Regions from separate parts of the Homo sapiens genome. Here regions 1, 2 and 3 are each linked to region 4. Evidence: chromatin contacts called from ENCODE Hi-C or POLR2A ChIA-PET data. All regions are on one chromosome and are shown on one strand. The core of a region is the stretch at or near the end of the contact, and the rest is flanking DNA. Distances in the headings are between cores, read along the strand shown.

What was found. Hi-C counts contacts between places; a loop is a spot of excess contacts on that map. ChIA-PET counts read pairs that join two places held with the same protein, here RNA polymerase II (POLR2A). Pooled maps may share reads with other maps.
Region 1: a pooled map shows a loop between it and region 4 (3-fold over the local background). The contact joins the enhancer-like site here to the promoter of SPINT2 in region 4. A Hi-C loop is called at or near these places in 2 of 50 pooled maps. POLR2A ChIA-PET finds 5 or more read pairs at or near these places in 6 of 52 experiments (B cell, MCF 10A, RWPE1 and 2 more).
Region 2: a loop to region 4 is called in a pooled map, with 4 times the contacts of the local background. The contact joins the enhancer-like site here to the promoter of SPINT2 in region 4. A Hi-C loop is called at or near these places in 2 of 50 pooled maps. POLR2A ChIA-PET finds 5 or more read pairs at or near these places in 4 of 52 experiments (Panc1, WTC11 and activated T-cell).
Region 3: a map of naive thymus-derived CD4-positive, alpha-beta T cell shows a loop between it and region 4 (26-fold over the local background). The contact joins the promoter of ACTN4 here to the promoter of SPINT2 in region 4. A Hi-C loop is called at or near these places in 2 of 168 maps with a recorded cell type or tissue (ascending aorta and naive thymus-derived CD4-positive, alpha-beta T cell) and 8 of 50 pooled maps. POLR2A ChIA-PET finds 5 or more read pairs at or near these places in 4 of 52 experiments (K562, MCF 10A, OCI-LY7 and 1 more).

What each region holds. Positions count from the first base shown.
Region 1 is chr19:37,926,493-37,930,028 of GRCh38, reverse strand. The region is part of intron 1 of SIPA1L3 (signal induced proliferation associated 1 like 3); the gene reads right to left. Among named protein-coding and RNA genes, the nearest start is that of SIPA1L3, 21 kb to the right of the region's middle. Within about 2 kb of position 1,828, at least 5 of the 41 ENCODE cell types and tissues checked have a DNase peak (open chromatin) inside an H3K27ac peak, as active enhancers do; they include B cell, where a contact is called at or near this core.
Region 2 is chr19:38,001,423-38,005,162 of GRCh38, reverse strand. The region is part of intron 1 of SIPA1L3 (signal induced proliferation associated 1 like 3); the gene reads right to left. Among named protein-coding and RNA genes, the nearest start is that of SIPA1L3, 96 kb to the right of the region's middle. RefSeq lists enhancers at 625-744, 1,151-1,682. Within about 2 kb of position 1,707, at least 36 of the 41 ENCODE cell types and tissues checked have a DNase peak (open chromatin) inside an H3K27ac peak, as active enhancers do; they include Panc1, where a contact is called at or near this core.
Region 3 is chr19:38,645,682-38,649,141 of GRCh38, reverse strand. It overlaps ACTN4 (actinin alpha 4), which reads right to left and starts at 1,493. Exons shown (of 21, transcript NM_004924.6): 1 at 1,235-1,493. The coding sequence starts at 1,396. RefSeq lists silencers at 1,154-1,233, 1,464-1,653.
Region 4 is chr19:38,263,196-38,266,761 of GRCh38, reverse strand. SPINT2 (serine peptidase inhibitor, Kunitz type 2) reads right to left here and starts at 2,189. Exons shown (of 7, transcript NM_021102.4): 1 at 1,764-2,189. The coding sequence starts at 1,869. RefSeq lists a silencer at 2,165-2,484 and an enhancer at 2,641-3,558.

The DNA.
Region 1 (3,536 bases), core at 579-3,078, 340 kb after region 4:
AAATTTGCCAGGCACGGTGGCATGCACCTGTGGTCCCAGCCACATGGGAGGTTGAGGCGGGAGGATTGCTTGAGCCCAGGAGATCAAGGCTGCAGTGAGCCATGATTACACCACTGCACTCTAGCCTGGGTGACAGAACAAGACTGTCTCTAAAAACAACAAACACATACATACATACATAGATACAGACATACATACATAAAAAGTCACATTTAATATGTTAATAGCAGAGGCCACGTTCTTAAGTACTTACCATGCGCTGGCCCCTGGGGGTAAGCACTTGACTGGCATCCTCTCCTTTCATCCAAGAACAGCCCTCAGAGGGGGAAACAGCCTTTGCAAGGAAGGGTAGGAGGAGGGGGGAGGGAGTCAGGAGCAGAGAGATGGGTGAGACCCAGGTGTTTCTGGGCAGAGTGAGTGAGTGCTCTCAAAGACCTCGCACTCTAACCTTCAGACTGCTGCCTCATCACCCAACTCAAGTTTCCCTGAATTGCCAGACAGAATACTTGGTATTCCAACAAGATTCAGAGTTCTTGTGGTACTGGGACTTTGTGCACAGTTTCAAAGGTGGGCATGATTAGAGAACAAAAAGCTAAGTCCTGATTCAGGTAATTACAAAACAAAGCTGGTAAGCACGATGACAAAAATGCATGGGCATTATGCTTTCCCTGTGTTCCACTTATTTCTGCAGCAAAACCAATTGTCTGCCTACCCAATATCCCTCCCCCTTTCCCAGTCCTTTCCTAAATGGTACTCTGATTTCATTCCTGTAGCCACTCTCCTCCCTGTGCTACCTACTTCAGGTAAGGCTGGCCCCGGCTCCAGCCCCAGCCCCAGCCCCAGCCCCAGAGGGTCAATCCTAATTGGCCCTTGGCTGGTTTCTCTGGGCAGGGTCACATATCACCATGCTGGCCAATGAGATATGAGGGAAATCTGGGAGGCAGGGAATCAATGAAAGGTTTCCTCACTCTTAAAGAGATACACAGCAAGTGAGAGATGCCCTCTTTCTGCTGCTGGATGTGGCACTGTCAGTGTGTGCCAACTGGAGCCTTGGCAGTCATCTTGTGGCCATGCAGGGAGCCTAGGGACACAGGAGACACACCATGGATGGCAGAGTGGCTTGAAGGAGAGGGATGGGGTCCCTGCAGGCATTGTGGAACTGCTTAGTCAACTCCTGTGCTGCTGTGCTGCCTACCTACAGGCTTCTTTGTTATATGAGATCATAAATCTCGTTATTTCAGGCCAATTTCATTTGGGCTTCCTATTACAGTAGCTCATGGTTCTCAAAACGTGCTTCCTGGACCAGGGGCACCAGTGTCACCACAAAATGCAAATTCTCAAGCTAGACTTACAGAATCAGGAACTTACAGAATCAGATGGGGCCCAGCAATCTGTGTTTTACCTAGCCCTCTGGGGATTCTGATCCTTGCTAGGGTTTTTTGTTTTTTTTGAGACGGAGTCTCACTCATTCTGTTGCGCAGGCTGGAGTGCAGTGGCATGATCTTGGCTCACTGCAACCTCTCAGAGCCTCCCAGGTTCAAGCAATTCTCCTGCCTCAGCCTCTCGAATAGCTGGGACCACAGGTATGTGCCACCACACCCGGCTAATTTTTGCATTTTTAGTAGAGATGGGGTTTTACCATGTTGCCCAGGCTGGCCTCGAACTCCTGGCCTCAAATGATCCACCTGCCTCGGCCTCCCAGAGTGCTGGGATTACAGATGTGAGCCACCACACCTGGTCTTGCTCGGGTTTGAAAACCACTGCAGTAGCACACAGAGCTTTAGAGTTAAGATACAGCTCTGGAGTCAGACTGCCTGAATCCAAATCACGTCACCATGCTGATACACTGTTGGTGGGAATGTAAATTAGCTCAGCCACTGGGGAAAGCAGTTTGAAGATTCCTCAAAGAACTAAAAATAGAATTACCGTTCGACCCAGCAATCCCATTTCTGGGTATCTACCCAAAGGAAAAGGAACCATTCTACCAAACGACACCTGCACTCCTACGTTCATCGCAGCACTCTTCACGATAGCATGTGAATCAACCCACAAAGCCAGGGAATCAACCCGGATGCCCATCAACAGCGGACTGGACAAAGATAATGTGGTACATATATACCATGGAATACTACACAGCCATTAAACAAGAATGAAATCATGTCTATTGCAGCAACATGGATGTAGCTGGAGGCCATTATCCTAAGTGAATGAATGCACAAACAGAAAACCAAATATCCAATGTTCTTACTTCTAAGTGGGATGCTAAACATTGCGTACACGTACACACACACACACACACACCCCATGTTCTTACAAGTGAGAGCTAAACATTGCATACACACACACACACACACACACACACACACACACACACCCCATGTTCTTATTCTAAGTGGGAGCTAAACATTGCATATACACACACACCCCATGTTCTTACTTCTAAGTGGGAGCTAAACATTGGGTACGTACACACACACACACACACACACACACACACACACACACACGAACAACAGACACTGAGAATTCCAAAAACCAAGAAGGAATGGGGCAAGGGTTGAAAATCTACCTACTGGGGGCTAGGCGCAGTGGCTCACGCCTGTAATCCCAGCACTTTGGGAGACCAAGGTGGGTGGATCACCTGAGGTCAGGAGTTCAAGACCAGCCTGTCCAACAAGGCAAAATCCAATCTCTACTAAAAAATACAAAAAAGTTTAGCCGGGCATGGTTGGTGGAGGCACCTGTAATCCCAGCTACTCGGGAGGCTGAGGTAGGGAGAATTGCTTAAACCCGGGAGGCGGAGGTTGCACTGAGCTGAAATTGCGCCACTACACTCCACCCTGGGTGACAGAGCGAGACTCCATCTCAAAAAAAAAAAAAAAAGGAAAAGAAAATCTACCTATTGGGTACTCTGTTCACTATTTGAGTGACAGGATCTGTACCCCAAACCTCAGCATCACACAATATACTCATGTAACAAACCTTCACATGTACCCTCTGAATCTAAAAAAAAAAAAATCATGCCACCACCTTTTTTTAGCTGCCTGACCTTGAACAAGTTATTCAAATTTAGTTACCTCATCTGCAAAGGGAGAATAATATCTTCCAGGGTTGTCGGGAGGCTTAAAGGAGTGGCTTCATGTGAAGGGCCCGGCACAGTGTCTTGCATGCAGCAGACGCTACATACATTGCCTACTTGCTGCTGCAGTTGTTGCTGCTGATGCTGTTACTACTGTTTGCAGCCAAAGGCTTACCAACTGACACAACTTCCCGACTGAGCTCTTCCAAAGTTGGCGCCATATCTCCTTTAAGGTTATTTCACCCCCACCCGCTCCCACAGGACCGAGGCCAGTGCCCTGGTTCCACAACGACTTGCAAGTCTCCCATCGCTACAGGGAGGTGCACGGCTCCTCAGGCCCCCTCCCCAAGCCTGAGCCACCTGGTCCCCGCAGAGATTCCCACAGACACCTCAAGCTGGGTGCTCTGCCAGCTACTCTGATGGGTGACTGATGCAGAATGCCCACGGGTTCCAGAGA
Region 2 (3,740 bases), core at 458-2,957, 260 kb after region 4:
GGCACGTGGCAGGGGACAGAGGGAGCAATGACTTCATCCCTGCCTGTAGCTGATTGGCCGGGGGTGGGTGGGGGACATCTGACTCAGCTGAGCCTGTCAAAAGAACCCTTTCCTCGGCCCCGGTTAGTCCGGAGGGAGACATCCTCCACTCCTCGGGTTGTTTTGGACTCGGGCTGAGAGAACATGCGGTGACTCTCTCTGGGGGCCTGTACTGAAACGTGTATTGCTCAGCAGTCTGTGATGGCCAGGCTTCCTGTCCAGTAGAATACAAAGCAGAAAGACAGACTGAATATAAGAGAATGAATAACGCAGATCTAGAGGTGGGGAGTGAACAAGTGAGGAAGAGAATGCAGATACAGTGGCATGTGTGTCCTGGTTCCAATCCCAGCACCCAGCCCGCCCTTCCTCTATGGCAGGTTTTGCAACCAGCCTGCTAGTGTGAGCTCACCCCTCTTATTAGTGATTGGTTCGGGGAAGATCACATGACCAGTGCTAGTCCAATCAGACAGGAGCTCTGAGGTTTTGCATGATAGTTCGGGACAGATACCTTCTTTTTCTTTCAGGACAGGGATAAGGACACAAGCCTGAGCGGGTCCTGGCAGCTGGTGTGCAACTTTCAGGGGAGCCACGTTTGAGGATGACACTGACATCAGAGGGAACAATAAAGAGACAGAAGGAAAATGGGTCACTGGCAATAGCCCCAGGCTCCTGGACCAGCCAGCCCAGACATCTGCCCCACCTCTGGGCTTTCCAGTTGAATGAGCCAATCCTTTCCCCTAAAATTTATGTCTATTTGAGTTGGTGTTTTTGTTACTTGCAACCAAGTAACTGACTGGTCCTGAGGCTTTCTTCAGGTCTCTGGGCCGCCCCAGGAGCCTCTGGTTAAATGCCCACTTTTTGCCTAAATTGCTGCAGTACAGGAATTTGGCCAATGACTCAACTTGCCGAACTTGCCCACCGCCTCCCCAGCTCTAGAATGGGGATAATTATATACACTTGATTGAGCTGTTAAATGGATTAAAAGTGATTTAAAGACTGTCTAGCACACTGTAAATTCTCAACACGTTAGCAATTACTATTCGAAAGCACTGAAGGGTAGCTGAAAAGTCCCAATCCCAGTGAGCAATCAGCCACATCCCTCCCCTGTCTTGTTTGTAGTTCCTTTGTTCAGGTCAACAAGTCCCCTCCTCACAAACAGTCCCAGAGAACAGCTAACCCAGTTTCTGTCAGAAGGGTGGCAAATCTGGCCTGGGGGTGGGGGTGGGGGATGGATCTGAAATGAAAGAGATTTGACTCAACTTCCCGGTTGCTGGGTGGCGGAGGAAGCCCTCATGAGCTCATTTCTCTACCAAATACAAGCTGGGGTCTAAAGTTTCAAAACACAGGCTGGGGCACGCTGGCACAGTCCCGAGAGAGGACAAAGGAAAGAGGCGGGATGGAAGAGAAACCGCCACATGGCAGGTTCCACAACGAGCTCTCTCGGGAGGAGGCTCCTGGGCTGGATTCCAGCCACATCCGTTCTCTGGGCAGCTACGAGGCAGCAGGAAAAAGGGACCCTGCCACGTCTGTATTTACAGCTGGGAACTGGCGGTGGCACGGGAAACTCGGAAATAAACTCAAGTCAGGAAGTGAGAGGTGCAAGCTGCTTCCATAGCAACGCCCATCTGGGGATCCCTGCCCACAGCCGGAATCATTCAGAAGTGGGGCTTATCTAGAGACATACACCAAATTCACGTTTTCCATTTGCACCCAGAAAATGACACTTAAACTATACTTCCTTGGGGAGCCTCTGTGAATCTCCCTGTACTACAGCTTGAAAAATCCCATTCTTCTTCAGAGCACGCAGAACACAGTACTTATCCATATGGCTCTGCGGTTCTTGTGTTTTCTCCCTGGCTGTGGGCTCCACCAGGGAGGAGCTGTGCCTGCCTTGCTCATTGGTGCCTGGCCCAGAGTAGGGTCTTCAGTTGATGTTTACTGAATAAACTCTCCTGTTTTCAGTCTTATTTTTATTTTATCTTTTGAGATGGAATCTCACTCTGTTGCCCAGGCTGGAGTGTGTGAACTCGGCTCACTGCAACCTCCACCTCCTGGGTTCAAGCCATTCTCATGCCTCAGCTTCCCGAGTAGCTGAGACTACAGCAGCATGCCACCACGCCTGGCTAATTTTTTTGTATTTTTAGTAGAGATCGGGTTTCACCACATTGGCCAGGCTGGTCTCGAACTCCTGGCTTCAAGTGATCCACCTGTCTTGGCTCCCAAAGTGCTGGGATTACAGGCATGAGCCACTGTGCCCTGCCAGCACACCAGTGTTAACAGCAGCATTATTCACTATAGCCAAAAGGTAGAAGCATCCCAAGTGTCCATCAACAGATAAATAGATAAGCAAAATGTGAGATATATATATATACATATAAATTTTTTTTTTTTTTTTTTTTTTTTTTTGAGATGGAGTCTCGCTCTGTCACCAGGCTGGAGTGCAGTGGCGTGATCTCAGCTCACTGCAACCTCCGCCTCCCAGGTTCAAGCGATTCTCCTGCCTCCTGGGATTACAGGCGCACGCCACCACTCCCAGCTAATTTTTGTATTTTTAGTACCGACAGGGTTTCACCATGTTGGCCAGGATGGTCTCAATCTGTTGACCTTGTGATCCGCCCGCCTCAGACTCCCAAAGTGCTGGGATTACAGGTGTGAGCCACCGCACCTGGCCACAAAATGTGATATATACATATCATTATTATTTAGCCTTAAATATGAATTGGAATATTATTTAGCCTCATAAAGGAAGGAAATTCTGATATATACAACATGAATGAACCTTAAAGACATGATACTAAATAAAATATGCCAGCCACAAAAGGACAAATACCGGATGATTCCACTCATAGGAGACACTTACATTCGTCAATCTCATAGAGACAGAAAATAGAAAGGTGGCTTCCAGGGACTGGGGTCTTGGGGATGGAGAATATTGTTTTTCAGAGACAGAGTTTCAGTTTACAAGATGAAAAATGTTCTGTGGATGGATGATGATGGATGCACAACCATGTGCATGTACTGAATGCCACTGAACTGCACACGTAAGGTACATTTTTTTGGTAACTATATCTATCAGTAATGTAACTGGGCATAATAAAATTTCAGAAAATTAAACACTTGACTTCTAGGTTACTAAATGAGTTGTGCATATTTTCTTTTTTACAGTTTCCTTAAAGGTATAACTGACAAATAAAAACTGTTCATACTTAAGGTGGACAACTTGTATATACATATACATTGTGACAAAATCACCACAATCAAGCTAAAGCTAATTATAAAATATAAAAAAAATTTGTTATGTATATTGTGCCACAATAAAAGTTTTAAATGGTTAATTTTGTGTTATGTACATTTTATCATATTTTATCATAATAAAAAAGTACTAAAAAACTGCAGGGCCAGGCACGGTGGCTCATGCCTGTGATCCCAGCACTTGGGGAGGCCAAGGCGGCAGGATTGCTTTGAGCCCAGGAATTTGAGACCAGCCTGGGCAACATAGCAAGACCCAGTCTCTACGAATAATAAAAACCATTAACCAGGCATGGTGGCACATGCCTGTGGTCATAGCTATTTGGGAGGCTGAGGCAAGAGGATCACCTGAGCTAAGAGGCTGAGGCTGAAGTGAGCTATGATTGTTCCCACTGCACTCCAGCCTGGGCAACAGGGCAAGACCCTGTCTCAGAATTTTTTTTTTAAGTTTT
Region 3 (3,460 bases), core at 244-2,743, 380 kb before region 4:
GATCCCTTCACCTACCTCCGGTCTCTCCAAAAAAGACACAATTCTTCCTGGACACTCTCAACGCTTCCTCCCCAAACTCATTCTGCCTGCACGACACACACACGCTCTCCAGTCCCGGGACTGCACCTCCAGGAGCCAGCACCCCCTCCTCAAATTCCTTTCTCAGTCTATCCATTACGCATTCCCTTTCTAATGAGACTTTCATTTTCCTAAACGAACCTCTCTCCCATTATCCACCATTCCAGCTCACCCTCCCTCCCACCGATCTCACCTTCTCCCTCTACACTTCCTCATTCTCTCCAACGCTTTAGCTTTTCAGCTTCCCATCAATTCTTTAGAAATCCCTCCCCAAATTATCCCCACTCTCCGTATCCCCTCTACTTCGGCTTCTCCATCCCTCATCAATTCCTCTTATTATTCCTCCTATCTCTTAATCTTCTCCCCTTTGGAACAGGGCACCACAAATAAATCTCACCCCCTTCAAAAACGTCTGATTCACGGGCCCCTTAACTTCTTCCTTCCGCACCCCACCCTCCTCAGACCCCCAGTCCTGGCACCTCTACCCTCCTCACACCCTAAGCCCATGTCTTTTCATGCTCAATTCTACCCTTAGCCCCTGTTTTCATCTTCCCAGCCTCCCTAGTCTTCCCACCCGTCTTCAGACCCCACAATCTCCACTCCATCCTCACACTTGATTCTTCATCCCCTTTATAACTCCCCCAACCTGAGGCTCCCCCAATTCCAATCTCCTTCAGATCTTTCTGCTCTCCAAATAACCAACCCCTCCACACTCAAGCTCCTCCTCACACTTCCCAGACCCAGAAATTCCCTTCTCAGCCTCCCCTGATTCTCCTCCCAGCACCCCCAACCCATGCTCCGACCCTTCAAGCCCGCCTCGGATCCCAGTTCCATTTCAGCCTGCCCAGTCATCTCCTCGGTTTCCCCTAATGGCACGCCCAGACCCTCCAAATCCTTCATCAGCCTTCCCGATTCCTTTTATTTGACTCCCATATTCCCCACCCAGCCGCCAATTCTCTTTTCAGATTCCCAATTCCTTCCTCTAGCTCGGCGATTCCTCCTCAGGACTCCAATTCCCTTCCCGGACCCGCCAATTCCTTCTCGGGACCCCCCCGTTCCCATCACAGACGCTCCAGTTACCTTTCAGGACCTCCCACCCCTCCCCGGGCCCCCTCAGAAAAGCCCCTCCAGCCCGTCCGGCCCGCGGGCCGCGCACCTTGCGCTGCTGCTTCTCCCAGGCCGGGTCCAGCAGCAGGTCCCGGTCCCAGTCGTCCTCCTGGGCCATGTAGTCGCCCATGCTGCCCCCGCCGCCAGCGCCATTGCCCGCGCTGCTGGGGCCGTACTGGTACGACTGGTTCGCCGCGTGGTAGTCCACCATTCCGCCGCCTCTCGCTCGCCCACCAGCCTGTCCGCTCCCGCCTCAGCTCCCGCCCCTCTGCCCGAGCCGCCGCCGCTACCGCCGCTTCAGCTGCTTCAGCCCGCCCTCCGCCCGCGCCTGCGCACTGCCCGCCGCGCCTGCGCACAGCGCCGAGGTTGCCGCCCTCCCGCGCGCGCGCGCCTGCCAAACCAGAAAAGGCACCAAGGCCGCGCTCCGGAGCTTGGCGCCTGCGCAGAGTCCCGCTTCCTGGCCGCCCGACTCAGCCCGGGGGCGAGCCGCGCCCCCTCTCCGGCGTGAACGCGCGCGTCGTTCGCGTATGGGCGGGGCCAGATCATGAATGATTCATAAGGGCAGGCCCCGCCATCGGACCTGAACCAGCTCAGGCTTGGAATGCACTGCACCGGGTTCCCATTCAGCGACACAAATTCAACAAATATTTATTGAACACCTATTCTGTGCCAGACTATGTTTTACGCAGGCACTAAAAACAGAAAAAAATCCCAACTTTCATGAAACTACCTTCTAGTAAAGGAAGCCACATACACACAAATCTACTTTTATTTTTATTATTTTTTGAGACGGAGTCTCGCTCTGTCTCCCAGGCTGGAGTGCAGTGGCGCGATCTCGGCTCACTGCAACCTCCGCCTCCCGGATTCAAGCAATTCTCCTGCCTCAGCCTCCCGAGTAGCTGGGAACACAGGCATGCTCCACCACACCCGGCTAATTTTTGTATTTTTTTAGTAGAGACGGGGTTTCACCATGTTGGCCAGGCTGGTCTTGAACTCTTGAGCTCAAGCGATCCTCCCGCCTCAGCCTCCCAAAGTGCTGGAATTACAGGCGTGAGCCACCGCGCCCAACCAACACACAAATTTTTTTTTTTGAGACGGAGTTTCGCTCTTGTTGCCCAGGCTGGAGTGCAATGGCGTGATCTGGGCTCACTGCAACCTCCGCCTCCCAGGTTCAAGCTATTCTCCTGCCTCAGCCTCCCGAGTAGCTGGGATCACAGGCATGTGCCACCACTCCTGGCTAATTTTGTATTTTTAGTAGAGACGGGGTTTCTCCATGTTGGTCAGGCTGGTCTCAAACTCCCGACCTCAGGTGATCCGCCCACCTCGGCCTCCCAAAGTGCTGGGCTTACAGGCATGAGCCACTGCGCCTGGCCTCAACACTCAAAATTTTAAAAAATATGTAGACAGGCACAGGGGCTCACACCTGTAATCCCAGCACTTTGGGAAGCTGAGGCGGGAGGATGGCTTGAGCCCAAGAGTTCAAGGCCAGCCTAGGCAACATAACAAGAACCTGTCTCTACAAGAAATGTAAAAATTCACTGGGCATGGCTGTGTGCACCTGTAGTCCCAGCTACTCAGGAGGCTGAGGAAGGGACATCACTTGAGCCCAGGAGTTCCAGTCTGCAGTGAGCTGTGATCACACCAATGCACTCCAGAAGCGAAATCCTGTCTCAAAAATATACATAAAAGTAAAAAATAGGTAGTATTGTATATTCCAAGGTGTTGAGTATTTGGAGAAAAATCAAGCATGGGCTGGAATGCAAATAAACTACTCAGGTAGGCTTCATGGAGAAGGCAGACATTTAAACAAAGGTGCGAGCCACTGCATCAGGAAGCATCTTAAATTTAAATATTCAGCCAGGCACTGGTGGCTTACTCTTGCAATCCCAGCACTCTGGGGAGTCAAGGCTGGAAGAGTGCTTGAGCCCAAGAGTTTGAGGCCAGACTGGGTAACATAACAAGATCTCATCTCTACAAAAAAATGTTTACATTAAAAATAAATGGCCGGGCGCAGTGGCTCATGCCTGTAATCCCAGCACTTTGGGAGGCCGAGGCAGGCAGATCACGAGGTCAGGAGTTAGAGGCCAGCCTGGCCAACATGGTGAAACCCCGTCTCTACTAAAAATACAAAAATTAGCCGGGCTTGGTGGCATGCACCTGTAATCCCAGCTACCCAGGGGGCTGAGGTAGGGGAATCACTGGAACTCGGGAGGCAGAGGCTGCAGTAAGCCGAGATCGCGCCACTGTACTCCAGCCTGGGCGACAGAGCAAGACT
Region 4 (3,566 bases), core at 940-3,439:
TAGGGCACAGAGAAATTAACCAGTCCCCAGAAGTTACCACAGGTGATGACTTGGTACACACCTAGCCTGCTCTTTTTTTTTTTTTTGAGACTGAGTCTTGCTGTGTCGCCCAGGCTGCTGTGCAGTGGCTTGATCTCAGCTCACTACAGCCTCCGCCTCTGGGCTTCAAGCGATTCTCCTGCCTCAGCCTCCCGAGTAGCCGGGACTACAGGTGTGCACCACCATGCCCAGCTAATTTTTGTATTTTTGGTAGAGACGGGGTTTCATCATGTTGCCTAGGGTGGTGTTGAACTCCTGGCCTCCAGTGATCTGCCCGCCTTGGCCTCCCAAAGTTCTAGGATTACAGGCATGAGCCACATCACCCGGCCTTCTTTTTTTTTTTTTGAGATGGGAGTTTCACTCTTGTTGCCCAAGCTGGAATGCAGTGGCGCGATCTTGGCTCACTGCAACATCCGCCTCCCGGGTTCAAGCACCAGCACCTGTCTATAAAGCCCTAGGCCATCTGGCTGCAGCCAACCTCTCCCACCTCCCATCCTCCTCCAGTCCTCCCCTCCTTCACGCCTGCTCCAGCCAGGCTGGCTCTGTCTTTTCCCTGAACCCAACCAAGCTTGTTCCAGCTTCAAGGCCTTTGTACTCTATTGCCTGCAACTGGACACTGGTCCCCCAGGTCTCCGTGTGGCTACTGCCTCATTCTTCATGTTAGAGCTCAGATGTCACCCTCCTCACGGAGACGTCCCCCGACCACCTGAGCTAAAGCCGCCCCCAACATCTTACGTCACCCTGTTGGTGTACTTCACCTGGTTCATTTAATTCTCAGTAACTTAATCTCATGGCAAGTGCTTTTTAAACCTTCACTAGCTCTGCCTCTCCCACTGGAATATTAGCTCTGTGAATGCAGGAACCCAGCTAGTCTGAGTTAACTGTTATAACCAGCGCCAGTGCCTGACACGTAGCAGGGCCTCAGTAAGTTTTGCTGAATCAATGAATTCTTGCTTTCAAGAGAGCTCTTTTCAAAACACGCTGGTGCTTGTCTGAAGCAGTTAAGGTTATAACAACACTTGTTCAAAGAGACCTTTCAGACCACACTTCCTTAAGAGTGTAGAAGTTTAAATCACCTTATTCACCACCGACTTCTAAGGGCCAATCCAAAGACCCCAACACCAGCTGCTCAACGCCAATACTCTCTCGAGCCTTAGCAGAGCTTCCTCTTCCCCAAAGCTTGTTTCCTTTCTTGCTCCCTCCTTCTCGGGCACCTACTTTACTGCAACTCAACTACAAAAACTTCAGGGGAGGCTCTTGTCCAATCTCCAAAGAGGCAGGGGTGAGATGGGCTTCTTCCGAGTCTAAAACGGCCACCAGGTCACCCAACCCAACCCCCACCATCTCACAGGCCTGGCCTCTCCCTGAGCTTTGGCCATGGAACTTTCCACCGCCAGGAGAAGGCTGGTCTTCAATTCGGCTCCTCACCCCGTTCTTGCCACAGGAAGGGGCAGTGCCACGCCTTCTTGGTCAATACCCCTTGACTCTTCCTCCACCCGAAGGAAACTCTCCTAACCCTCGCTCCTCCGCCCGTCTTCGCTGTCGAAGGCTCCCAAACCTCATTTCAAGGCTCAATCCTCCAGGGCTGGTTCCACCACACCCGCTGAACGCCATCAAGTAGCCCCCAGTTTCCTCCCCCGCCAGTTCTCCCTGCTCAGACCCCCGTTGACCCCCGAGCCTCTGCCCCCTGCGCCCCGCCTCCAGCCTACCCGCCCGGCCCTCACCGTGGATGCTGCGTTCTCGGTCGGCCGCCAGGACCCCAGAGAGGAGCAGCGATCCCAGCAGGGCGAGAAACGCCCGGCTCCGCCTCAGCCCGCACAGCTGCGCCATGGCCAGCTCAGCCGAGACGCGCAGGCGACGCCACCAGCCGTTGGGGTCTCGCGATCAGGTGCGGGAAGCCCCTCAACGCGCACGCGCAATGGAGCGCCTCGCGTTCAGGTGCCGACGCTCCGGGAGGGTCCGCCAGGTGCCAAAGCCCCCGGAAGTCGCCTTTCCGGACCTTCAGTGTGGGGACGCCCGGCCTTCTCGGCGCGCGATGCCTGGGTCTGCTCCTCACTCGCGCCCTCGCCGCCTGCGACACTCAACGGCCCTCAGCGCGTTCAGAGCCGCGCTACACCTCCCAACGCGCGGAGGTCGCCAGAGCCAATGGCGAACGCCTATTGGAAGCGGCTCCCGAAGGTGGCCGGGCAGGCAGGGGGCGGGGCGCACCTGGCTAGGCAGGGCGAGCTGGGCGCAGGCGCAAAGGGCAGGCACCTGCGCGGCCGCTCCCCGGCCCTGGGCGCACCTGGGCCCGCCCCTGGTGCCGGGGAAGAGGCGGGGCTTGCGCGGGCCTCGCCCCCAACAGAACCTGGCGGGGCGGGGCGGGGCGTCTGCCCGCTGAGCACCTGCCACCCTTCCCTTGGGCTTGGTGACGACGTCGGAGGAGGGCCTTCGCTCTAGGACTGGCCTCAGGGTGGGAGGAGGGGGCGGCAGACACGCGTTTCTTGGAAGCCTGTGGTTTTCTGCCCGCCTCGCCGCAGCTTTCCTGTGAATTCCTTCCTGAATTTCAAAGTTCACTGGGCTCATGCTCCAGGGCTTAATGCTGGGGACCCAGCGGTGGCCATGCCAGACTGGTCCCTGAGTCACCAAACAGGAACGGCCCAGAGTAGTGATAGCGGAAGCTTAGCACAAAGTGATGAAAGCTGTGATGGGGAAGGCCAAGCTTAGGGATCAGAGGCTGGGTCGCTAGAAAACCAGGGCATGATGGGAGCCCAGACAGCTTTCCCATCCAGCCTGAGAGAGGGCCAAGGAGGGCTTCCTGGAGGAGGTGATAGGCCCATGCAAAAACAGCCCCGAGCCCTGGCTCCAAGGTTCTCAGGACAGATATGGAGACAAATACTTAGCACAGGCAGCATCAGAATTGAGAGGAAGGAAGCCCCTGGGGAAACCCAGAGAAGACACCTGACCAAGCCTGGGAGTCAAAGAGGGCTTCCTGGAAGAGGAGTTACGTGAACAGACTCTAGAAAGGGGAATGGAGTGGGGCAGGCACACGAGTAGAGGATAGCCAACAAGGTAATCAACATAAATGCATTATTATTGAAAACACTTTTAGATTATTTCTTTTTTTTTTTTTTTTTGAGATGGAAGTTTTGCTCTTGTTGCCCAGGCTGGAGTGCAATGGAGTGATCTTGGCTCACTGCAGCCTTGACCTCCTGGGCTCAAGGGATCCTCCCACCTCAGCCTCCCAAGTAGCTGGGACTACAGATGTGAGCCACCACATCCAGCTAATTTTTAAATTTTTTGTGGAGACAGGGGACTTGCTATGTTGCCCAGGCTGGTCTCAAACTCCTGGCTTCAAGGGATCCTCCTGTCTCATCCTTCCAAAAGTGTTGTATTACAGGCGTGAACCACCACACCTGGCCTGAAAACACTTTGACAGTGCTATACAGAAAAGGAATCAGGGGCTGGGATGGAAAATAACAAGAGATCTTTTGAATGGGGTGGCGGAGGAAGGGCTTTGTGAGGGGTGGCTTTGATAATGAACTCTG